Regions from separate parts of the Homo sapiens genome. Here region 1 is linked to region 2. A link is a contact called in ENCODE Hi-C or POLR2A ChIA-PET data. All regions are on one chromosome and are shown on one strand. Each heading gives the region's core, a stretch centred on a gene start or an enhancer-like site at or near the end of the contact. The rest is flanking DNA. Distances are from core to core; before and after follow the strand shown.

The links. A loop is a pair of places that touch in the nucleus more often than their neighbours do. ChIA-PET counts read pairs that join two places held with the same protein, here RNA polymerase II (POLR2A). Pooled maps may share reads with other maps.
Region 1: a loop to region 2 is called in a map of naive thymus-derived CD4-positive, alpha-beta T cell, with 4 times the contacts of the local background. The contact joins the promoter of CPSF6 here to the enhancer-like site in region 2. A Hi-C loop is called at or near these places in 1 of 168 maps with a recorded cell type or tissue (naive thymus-derived CD4-positive, alpha-beta T cell) and 5 of 50 pooled maps. POLR2A ChIA-PET finds 5 or more read pairs at or near these places in 1 of 52 experiments (activated T-cell).

What each region holds. Positions count from the first base shown.
Region 1 is chr12:69,237,253-69,243,386 of GRCh38, forward strand. CPSF6 (cleavage and polyadenylation specific factor 6) reads left to right here and starts at 2,317. Exons shown (of 10, transcript NM_007007.3): 1 at 2,317-2,454. The coding sequence starts at 2,395. RefSeq lists silencers at 2,140-2,639, 2,790-3,009 and enhancers at 2,473-3,053, 3,054-3,633.
Region 2 is chr12:68,172,141-68,177,563 of GRCh38, forward strand. No RefSeq gene overlaps it. Among named protein-coding and RNA genes, the nearest start is that of IFNG, 15 kb to the left of the region's middle. RefSeq lists an enhancer at 3,768-3,827. Within about 2 kb of position 3,556, at least 6 of the 41 ENCODE cell types and tissues checked have a DNase peak (open chromatin) inside an H3K27ac peak, as active enhancers do.

The DNA.
Region 1 (6,134 bases), core at 1,067-3,566, 1.1 Mb after region 2:
CAACCAGAAAAAAAAGGACCAATTAACTTCAAAGAGGCAATAGTCAATTGACAGCTGACTTTTTACAGACAACGATAGAAGTCAGAGCCTTGAAATAATTTTTTTTTTTTTTTTGGAGGGTCAGGGTCTCACTCTGTCACCCAGGCTGGAGTGCAGTGGTGCAATTATGGCTCACTGCAGCCTCAACCTCCCAGTCTCAAGTGATCCTCCCACCTCAGCCTCTTGAGTAGCTGGGACTACATGTGCACGCCATTATGCCTGGCTAATTTTTTAATTTTTTTGTAGAGACAAGGTATCCCTATGTTGCCCAGGCTGGTCTCAAACTCCTGGGCTCAAGCAATTTTCCCTCCTCGGCATCCCAAAGTTCTGAGATTACAGGCATGAGCCACCATGCTGGCTGGAATGGTTTTTAATTGTATTGAAAGAAGATAAACTGCAATAGAAATCCTTGCATCTTCTCTGATTCTATTGCTTCCCTCTTTCACTTCTAAAGACCCTTGCAAATTACTTTGAGCCTACCGGACAATCAAGGTATCCCTATCCCTACCTCAAGATCCTTAACTTAATCATATCTGCAAGGGTAACATATTCACAGATTTCAGGGATCAGAATATGAACATCTATGGTGGGCCATTATTCTACCACACCACCAATCTAGAAAATACTCTCACCTTTAAACGTCAGTGTCTCTTTTCTTCTATAATGCCCCAAGAAAGAAAGTGAATCAGTATTTAAATACTGATTCTTGGAACAGGACAGGACACTTTGCATATTAACTCATATTAACTCATTTAAAGTATCACCAACCTTCAACCTTGGTGAGGTAGATATTATTGCTTGGATTTTAAAGATTCTGAGATTGAATATGAGAGTTGAAAACTTGACTGAGGTCATCTAGCTGATAAAATGTCTGATTAGAAATGGGTACCCAGATCACCAGACTGGCCTCCAGGACTGCAACCATGCTTTTTCCACCATACCAAGTGCAGATTGAGTCTTTTTTATGCAAAAATGCTTGGATTTGAGGGGATTTTGGAATATTTGCATATACATAAATTATCCAGGAGATGGGACCCAAGCCTAAACGAAATTCATTTATGTTTCACATATACCTTATACACACAGCCTGAAGATTATTTCATACAATACTTTTAGTTATTTTGTGCATGAAAAAAAGTTTTGATTGCATTTTTGACTGCGACCTGGCAAATAAGATCAGGTGTGGAATTTTCCACTTGTGGCATCATGTCAGTGCGCAAAAAGTTTCAGATTTTGGAGCATTTCAAATTTTTGGATTAGAGATGCCCAACCTTACAGATGTTGTTTGGGTTATTCTATGAATGATTTCTGGCCAGTTTCTCAGGAAACACGCTCTACTACAGTATATTTTTTAATGAGTGAAAAAGAAATTAAGAATGGAGGGGAAAGTTTCAAACTGGAGAGACATCTTTGAGTAAAGTATCGTGGCTGAATGTTCCTACCTTTATTGACCATGTGACCTGGTTAAATCACTTAGGTTCTATTAGGCCTCAGTCTTCTCTTCTGTAAAATGAGATGTTTAGACCTAAGGACACCTTTCCAGTTCCCTTCCCGTTGGGACATTCTAGGATTCTGAGAGAGAAGCCCCCCTGGCCTCAAGATACCTCCACTCTCTTGGGTGTGCTCTAAGATGACTGCATTCATGTTAGAAGCATCTGAACTACGCCAGAGACAACCTACTGTAGATCTAAGGAAGAAAAAATGAATGGCAATGAATGCGAGAGGAAGGTGGGGGGGAAAGAAGCCCACGAAGATTAGAGATGGAAATGGCAACATAAACAGCATGCAAAGATAACCACTGACGGGTATCTAGCGTTTACGATGCAAATAAAACTCTGCTGGTCTCTGAGGATGCAGAAACAAGACATTGTTTTTGGTCTTAAGCCGTTCACAGAATGCCCGGGGGTTACACTTTGCATTTAAGCACGGACATATAACTTCCACCTTTAAAAGTCCTGGATGTGAGAAAGATAAGAACAACGGATAAATGAAAATATTAACAAAACGTCTGAGTATGCCAGAGGCCACGTGAAAAGACGGTGTGTGGAAACAGGTGGGACCCACTGCTAAGCTGGATGCGCGAGTAGGACAAAAAAATTGGCCCCCACTCCCGGGCCTCACCCAGACACAAAAGAAACGTCCTCTGCCCTCAGAGGCGCAGCCTTTCCTCAGCCAGCAGAGCGGCTGGGCTGCAGAGTCCCCGCCCCCGGCCGGCCCCTGTCGCCCGCGCCTCCCTCCCTCGGGCCTCGGAAGTGACGCAAGCGCCCCCCCACCGCCGCTAGATCCGCTGCTGCTGCCGCGGCGGGCAGACCTGCAGGAGGCGGCGGCGGCGGCGGCGGCCGAGGCTGAAGGAAGATGGCGGACGGCGTGGACCACATAGACATTTACGCGGATGTCGGCGAAGAGTTCAACCAGGTACGTGAGAGCCCAGGTCCCCGCCGCCGACGCGGGCGGCGCTGCGGCCGGGAAGCTGACCCGGGGCCCGCTGCGGCCGCGAGCCGAAGCGACTGCAGAGTGTGCGCCCTTGCCGCCTCTGGGCCGCGCCGCCGACCCCTGGCGTGGCGCCCCCCCGCCCCTCGTTCTACCGCGTCGTTTCACGGGCCGCGGGCGCGGCGAGTCGCCGCGGGGCCCGGAGCGCGGACGCGGGCCGCTGTGCAGCTGCCGCCGGCTCCTCCCTCGCCGGCGCTGCCTCGCTCCCTATTGTTGGCGGCACCCGGCTGGCGCTTCCCGCCGCGCTAGGCCCGGGCGGTGGGGCCGCGTGTAAGCGGCGGAGAGAACTGGCCGCCGCCGCGCCCCCTCCCCCGTCGCTGGTCGGAGGAGGAAGCCCTGGCGGGGCGCGTGCCCGCCGCCGCCGCCCCTTCCCCGCCGCTGCCGCTCGGGCTCCGATTCCTCCCATCGCTCCATTTTGTCTCCCTGCCCGCGCACTGTCGCCTCATGGAAGGCCGCGTTCACGGCCCTTTGTATCCCGCGCGCCCAGTCCCCGGGGCTCTCCTTCTCGGGTTTGCGACAGGTTTCGGCGTGGCGCCTTCCTCCTCCCCTCACACTTTCTGAAGGCGACTGAGGTGCGGGCTCATTTGCAACAAGTCCTTTGACTTTTGGAGCCACAGATAAAAGTCGGTGCGCTGGTCCTGCCTCATTAATCCAGGGCTTGCAGTGCTTTGAAGCCCAGTCGTTGTTGGCCTTTGTGATGAAAATACCTGTGAAGATGAGTGGCCGGGGACCAAAAGGAAGAATTGGAAGCGCGATGGTTGGATGGAACAAAAAGATGTTAGCTCACCCACAGATCTCATAGTGATTAAAATGAAAGAACGTTCACCCCAAATCCTTATGATGTGGTTTAAAAATAAAGAGTTATAGATAAGACCCTATTTTCGAAAACAAAGTGTTAAATCCCCCCACCCCCACCCCCGGGCCCCGTGTTACCTTTTGAAAGGTTGAGCGAAAGTGAGAATGCAAGGTTTTCCTGAACGACGTTGCTTAGAGGTAACGCGGGGCTGTGATGTCTGTTAATGGGCATCCTTGCAAAAGATGTCGTTTGTTGCTAGTGACGTTTAAGGTTTGAACCTGCTGTTCGTATCTACTGCATTTTATGTAGTAACACATTTAAAACAATTAAATTGTGCTTAACTGCAATGTTCCTAAAAGCCTTATTTTTTTGTATTTCCCAGGTCCCTATGAGAAGTTTAATGAAATATTACTGGCTAATGTGGTTTTCCCACCTCCATTAACCATCATATTCGTGACTAGTTGCTCAGGCTTTTTAAAAAACAAGGAAACTCAAGAGATCTTTACTGTTTTATTTTTCAGGAATGACTTTGTGCCTCTGGTTTAAATATTAGAAAACAGAAAAATACCAGTTGGCTTTAAATGTTTGCTATTCAGTTAAAGACTGGATTTGTTTAAATGTAATACATTGTAATCAAAGGTTAAGTTTTTAAATCTTTGTGTTTTTAAAATTGTGCTTATGTTTTAAATAATAATACTTGAGTTGTGTCCATTACAAATCAGATACATTCCTCGAGTGCAACACAGGTTCTAACGCTTATAAGACCTCTAGGAAATTTTTTTCCTTTTATTTATCAAATGAATATAACTGCGTTTAAAAGAGGGCTGTAACTGCAAGGAACAACGATTGAGTGTTCAAGACTGCCTTTATTAGCTTTACTTACAAGATAATACATTGGTTCACCTTTCTATGCACAATAAAAGAAGAATTGGGTCTCAATTTTAGAAGTTAAGCTTTTTTCAGTACCTCTTAATGAAATATTTTTAGGCTTTTGCATACTTAATTTGAGAGGGACATCTCCCTTATCCGGATAGCTGGGTGGATTCTTATCCCTGTGCAGTAGCAAGTGCTGACTGGGCAGGAGGTAAAAAGAGATTAGTTTTGTGGACCCAATGAGGAACTCCTTTTAAATGTAAGTTTTCAATGATTTGTATAAGGTACCTACTGCATTACGTCTAACACAGTTGTATAATTTTACCAGTAAAATCTTTATATGTTTGAATAGATTAATGGCGAGGATAAATAGAGGCATTGTTTTTGCTACTTTGCATATCATTGGCCAATCAATGATTGATTGATTTGTATATCCTTTTACATTACCGCTTCTTGCTGTGGTAGTTTCTGTACCAAAAAAAAAAAAAAGGTCACAAAAGGATAGTTGGTTATTTTCAGAGCTTATCTTGTTTTTAAAAATATGTTACTGTCATTGAAATATTTTTCCAAAATCTTACCAGAATTAGAGGCAACCACAAAATAATTTACAACTGATTTAATCTTTACTAGCTGGCGACCTTATTTCTACTAGTTGCTATAGTAGACTAGAACTCTTGTTTTATTGTCGTTGAGTAAAATACTAAATAGTAGCCAGTTTTGACTTACTTTGGCTTCAAAGCTGTTGTAAACATTAAAAAAAAAATCTTTGTTTTCCAGTGTAAACTGCAGTTCTCATTGGATTTGTATACTTTGAAATTCGGGATAGTCTTTATTTCCATTTTCTACTATTTTTTGTCTGTATCCTGCTGAGTCTTCTATTTTAAATGTCATACTTTTATGAAGCTTTTTTGTATTTTGGTAAGGCACAGTATTATTTCAAAAAGTGATTTGCATCTATTGAAGTAGAAAAAAGTGAGGCATTCAACAGTCTTAGCAGAAACTAATTTGGGGATAGATTGAGAATAATAAATTAGTGAAGCTCTAATAGAGTGCCTTTCTTCACCAGGTGAACTTAAGAATGGAGAATGAAGGGGGGAGGAGGCACAAGGGACTGGCTACTCCTTATGGGTTCTCTTTAGTTCTTAGAGGTCTTTGGATGTCACCAAGCTGAGAACAGCTGGAAGGGGAATTTGAACATCTTCCAAACCTCTCTATTACTTGAAGTTGAGAAGAAAGTGATTCTGTCTCACAGTAGCATATCAATTCAGTTTAAACTGCATTTATACTCAAGTGTAGTAATTACTAGCCCAATATTTAGTAATTGTAGATTTTAAAATTCTGGCCAAAACTAAATAATTTAAAAGTTGAATTGTTTAGCGCGAGTGTGGTGGCTCATGCCTGTAATCCCAGCACTTTGGGAGGCCAAGGTGGGCAGATCGCTTGAGGTCAGGAGTTGCAGACCAGCCTGGCCAACATGGTGAAACCCCATCTCTATCAAAATACAAAAATTGGCCGAGTATGGTGGTGCCTGCCTGTAATCCCAGCTAATCAGTAAGCTAAGCAGGAGAATCGCTTGAACCTGGGAGGCAGAGGTTGCAGTGAGCCAAGATCGGGCCACTGCACTCCAGCAAGACCCTGTCTCAAAAAAAAAAGATTGAATTGTTCAAAATACATTTGTTGAGTGTCTGTTATGTGCCAACAACGAGGGATACAAAGTTTAGGTAGTCTCTACCCTTAGAGTACACTGTAGGGGAGCTGAGAGATACCTACATACAGTAGTGCACACGTATCCACAGTTCCACTTTCTGTGGTTTCAGTTACCCGTGGTTCTGAGGTCTGAAAATATTACATACAATAAGGTAGTTTGAGAGATACTATATTTAGCTAACTTTTATGACAGTAAACTGTTCTACAATCATGTGTCGCTTCACGATGG
Region 2 (5,423 bases), core at 2,306-4,805:
CAGTGGAATTTATAGCATAACTTTCTTTTTAATATTCCATTTCTGGGTCAATCCTTGATCCTGTTAACACTTTAATAAGCAGCAACAAAGAGAGGCATCACTGCAGAGACTGTGCAGATACTAAATCAGCTTATGTACATTCTGTCTAGGAAGACTTTTGGAACAGAGGCTGGCTTGCTGTTCATCAAATTTATTTGTGAGTTCTAGCCCATGGAATGTGAGTGGAAGTGATGTGTGCCATCCTCCATGGGCCATCTTCCATGTTTCTTCTCTGTTGACCAACTTGATACGAACATGCACAGTGACCTCACAGTCCAAGTATTGAAGATGGTGAAGATGGTGGAGCCACAGGATGAAAGGATCCTGGTCCTGCTTAGAGAAGAGATAGCTCCTGTTCTGTTACATCTATTTTTGACTTTACATGAGCAAAAAGTAAACTTCTATTAGGTTTAAGCCATTTTACATTTTAATATAGCTACTGAAACCTCGCATCTTGACTACAGCTTTTATGTAAATAAGAAATATGGCCTGTAATCCCAGCTGTTTGGGAGGCTGAGGCAGGAGGATCACTTGAGGCCAGGAGTTAAAGGCTGCAGTGTACTATGGTCAGACCACTGCACTCCAGCTTGGATGACAGAGACCTTGTCTTTAAAAGAAAAAGAAAAATGTATATTTCATATTTTAAAATAAATTTTTGGCTGGGCACAGTGGCTCATGCCTGTAATCCCAGTGCCTCAGAAGGCCGAGGCAGGAAGATCTTTTGAAGCCTGGAATTCAAAACCAACCTAGGCAACATATTGAGACCTTGTATCAAAAAAATATTTTTTTTAATTAGCTGGTCATGGTGTGTTGTGCCTGTAGTCCCAACTACTCAAGAGACCAAGGTGGGAGGATCGCTTGAGCCCAAAAATTCAAGGCTGCACTGAGCTGTGATCACGTCATTGTGCTCCAGCCTGGGCAACAGCCTAAGCAACTCTGTCTCTAAAATATATACATGTATTACATATAAAGTAAATTCTTGGCTGGGCGCAGTGGCTCACGCCTGTAATCCCAGCACTTTGGGAGGCCAAGGCAGGCGAATCACGAGGTCAGGAGTCCGAGACCAGCCTGGCCAACATAGTGAAACCCCGTCTCTACTAAAAGTACAAAAAATTAGCTGGACATGGTGGCAGGCACCCGTAATCCCAACTACTCAGGAGAATGAGGCAAGAGATTCACTTGAACCCAGGAGGCAGAGGTTGCAGTGAGCCGAGATCACGGCACTGCACTCCAGCCCAGGCAATAATGTGAGACTCTGTCTCAAAAAAAAAAAAAAAAGTAAATTCTTAAATTTACTTTAATGGCTTTAGAGCAAACACCGTCACTGCCTACTCAGACTTACATTGCCCAAAAACCTATTCCTTTCATGTTTATAATACTTCCTTGTTGGGATTGCCTTCTTAAGACTTTTTAAATTTGAAAAACCTATAAAGCCACTGTTTATTTGCTATTTATCAAACTTTAATTTGGGTTTTTTGTTTTGTTTTGTTTTGTTTTTTGCATTCTGATGTTTTTTTTTTCTTTTTTGTTTTAATTTATTTGCTTGCATGATTATTTTAGCTATAATTTTAGCTATCATTTCCCTAATTCCAAAAGAATTTGTGGTAACTGGCATTTAAAGGTTTTTTCCTAATCTTTTAACTTAGAAAGGCAATGGGTATCATAAAGCTAAGTAAGAAAGCTAAAGTTCTTATCTCTTTTCTTCTTCAAAGAGGGTAGCTTCTTTTAGATTGCAGCACAGAATTTTTTTTTTTTTAACTTCAGGCAACTCTAAACATGTGTCAGTTTCTTTAATTAAGATTTGGCATCCCCAACCATCTCATCTGACAAGAACAAGCAAGGGGGAACATATTCCCTATTTAACAAATGGTGCTGGGAGAATAGGCTAGCCATATGCAGAAAATTGAAACTGGACCCTTCCTTAAACCTTATACAAAAATTAACTCAAGATGGATAAAAGACTTAAATGTGAAACCCAAAACTATAAAAACCCTAGAAGAAAATCCAGGCAATGCCATTCAGAAGATAGGCATGGACAAAGATTTTATGACAAAAACACCAAAAGCAATTGCAACATAAGCAAAAATTGACAAATGGGATCTAATTAAAATAAAGAGCTTCTGCACAGCAAAAGAAACTATCATCAGAGTGAACAGACATCCTATAGAATGAGAGAAAATTTTTGCAATCTAGCCATCTGATAAAGGTCTGATATCCAGAGTCTACAAAGAAGTTAAACAAATTTACATTAAAAAAAAACTCAACCCCATTAAAAAGTAGGCAAAGGATATGAACAGACACTTCTCAAAAGAAGACATGCATGCAGCCAACAAACATGAAAAAAGCTCAACATTACTGGTCATTAGAGAAACGTAAATCAAAATAATAATCAGATACCATCTCATACCGGTCAGAATGGTGATTATTAAAAAGTCAAGAAAAAATGATGCTGGTGAGGTTGCAGAGAAAAAGGAATGCTTTTAGATGGTTAGTGGGAATGTAAATTAGTTCAACCATTGTGGAAGACAGTGTAGCAATTCCTCAAAGATTTAGAAACAGAAATACCATTTGAACCAGCAATCCCATTATTGGGTGTATACCCAAAGGAATATAAATCGTTCTATTATAAAAACACATGCACACATATGTTCATTGTAGCACTATTCAAAATAACAAAGACATGGAATCAACCCACATGCCCATCAATGATAGACTGGATAAAGAAAATGTGGTATAAATATACACCATGGAATACTATGCAGCCATAAAAAGGAATGAGATCATGTCCTTTGCAAGAACATGGATGGAACTGTAAGCTGTTATCCTCAGCAAACTAACACAGGAGCAGAAAACCAAACACCACATGTTCTCACTCACAAGTGGAAGCTGAACGATGAGATCACATGGACACATGGGGGGAACAATACGCACTGAGGCCTGTTGGGGAAGTGGGGTGAGGAAGAGCATCAGGAAGAATAGCAAATGGATGCTGGGCTTAATATCTAGGTGATGGGTTGATCTGTGCAGCAAATCAGCATAGCACACATTTACCTATGTAACAAACCTGTACATCCTGTGCGTGTACCCCAGAACTTAAAATAAAAATTGATGGAATAAAAAAGATTAGGCATCCCAAAACTTAATGATATATAACTTGTCCTATTTGAAAATTAGAAACATCATTTGCTAATTAGAATCATAGATCATGACTTATATGCTGGTCATATTTATGGTTGCATTAGGAATCCTATCAACCACAAAAAAAGTATGCCCTGCACTCTGTCTTTTTTTTCCTAAAAAGAAAAATAAAGCCAATCACAAGAGGGAAAATCTAAATGACATTTCACAAAGTGTTCAATCTATGCTTCCATTAGGAAAGTGAAAGAACCCAAGAATGGGAAATATTTCTTGTCACCCCAGGTGAATTTGAAGAAGTATTTTTCTGGTTGGCTTTTTCAGCAAGACTAACAACATTCTGTTCTATTGGCCTGTGGTCAGGGGTTTCCCCCAAGGTGCCTTCCATCTCTCGGCAAAGAGCAGTAACTTGGTGGGTTGTTTTCTTCTTAGTCACCTGATAGGATTTCCCAGGACAGAGGTGTCAAGCCAATTCTGACCTAACTTCCCATGTCCTTCCTGTGGGTCACCCTGAGAAAAAAGGAAATCGCTCTTCTCCCCCACCTGGTGCTGATGTCATTCCTCTCTTCAGCCCAGCGTCTCAATGCACTCAGGGACGCTTCTGCCTCTGCAAAGAGCAAAGGCTTCAAGTGATGGCCTTGCATGGTAGCATTCTCTATCACAGAGTCAGGAAGCTCTTAGACTTCCTTTTATTTGAAGAACTGCAAGGAAACCACCTGCAGAGCTCCCAAGACCTCAAGAGTTTGTTTTGCACCTTCGCTCTTCTGAGGTAATCACACCTGCTGCCACAGCTTCAATAGCTGAAGCCAAGGAGTAAAAATTGCACCAACATCTATAAATCCATATGAAGCTGAGTGGTCTGAATAACCTTACCAGATGTTTTTCTCATAGAAGAAAAAAAGTCCAAGTTATCCTCATGTGCTTTTCTTCCTCACTAGGTTTTAAGGTCCTAGAGAGTATACACTGCCTCTTAGTCTTCTTCATCTATCTCAAAGTGCCTGGCTGAGTGCTTTACATGAAGTATCCAATAATTCTTGACCATCAGACCTGGGGGGTGGAACCAGCAGGGCCATTTAGCCAGGGCTGCAAGCCCAAACAGATCTCTATTCTTCAGCTGCAAGTTAGTGCCCAAGCCACATAGGGAATAGGATGATACCTCATTACACATGCTGATGTTAGCTTTAAACTATGCCTGCCCTCTGTTTTCCTAAAAGCTGTGTTACTGCCAATCTCAAAAGCTGCTGTTCATAGTCATTCACTGTTGGACATTAATGACAAATCACTTTCATGAACTGACATCCATTTAAAGGGATTTTTTAAAAATGTGTTTATCTCATAACTGCTCCTGTTTATATGAGGATCCTGTCTTCTTTGAGATTATAATGACAACAAATGTTATTCGTTTTCTGCACTATTCATATAAACAACATAACTGGGCATAATACTTTCATGATATCATGTCATTACTAATAAATCACCTTTTTAAAACATCTCTATGATAGTATCATGGTTAACAAACAGCACAGACAAAGGAGCAAGACTGAGTTTGAGTCCAGGCTCCATCTTTTACCAGCTGTGTAAACTGTGTGAATCTAGGCAAGCTCCTTAAAGTCTCTGGACTCTACTTCACAGGTTTTTTGTGGGATTCAAATGAGTTATATGTGCAGCTCTTGGAATAATACTTGGCATATAGCAAGCACAATGTGTGCTCATCATTTTTATTTCCATTTTATGGGTTTTTTTCCCTTGTAACCTGATTTAGAAGTTGTATTTGTACATTTCTTCATGTTTAACGTATTTGTTCAGGTTAAATTGAAATATTTTACATATAGAAACTGAGGTTGGGTTACCTCAGAAACAGAGCTTGAGACAAGGATTTTTTTTTTTTTTTTTTTTTTTTGGTGGTGATTCTAGGAAGCACCAGTAGAAAAGAGGCAAAGAGATTCAGGGAAGGGAAGGAAGTCAGTTCAGGGTGGTTCCCAAAGGGAGCTACTGTAGTCAACTGAGACTCAGCCCACTATAGACCTCTGGGTGATGGTGTAGCCCATACCCCAAAGTTATCCTGCCCAAGGGACGAAGAAGTTGGGGTATCTATCCTGCGACTATCTTTAGCACTGTCTGAGCACTGCTCCCAGGGCATTAAACCCCTAGCTCTTCCAGTCTTCCTCATGTGAAAATAGAAAGAAGCCCTTAGGCCAAGAATAGTGAACTGTTACAGTCACAGGCAGAGGGTAAGAAGAGAGAGGGAG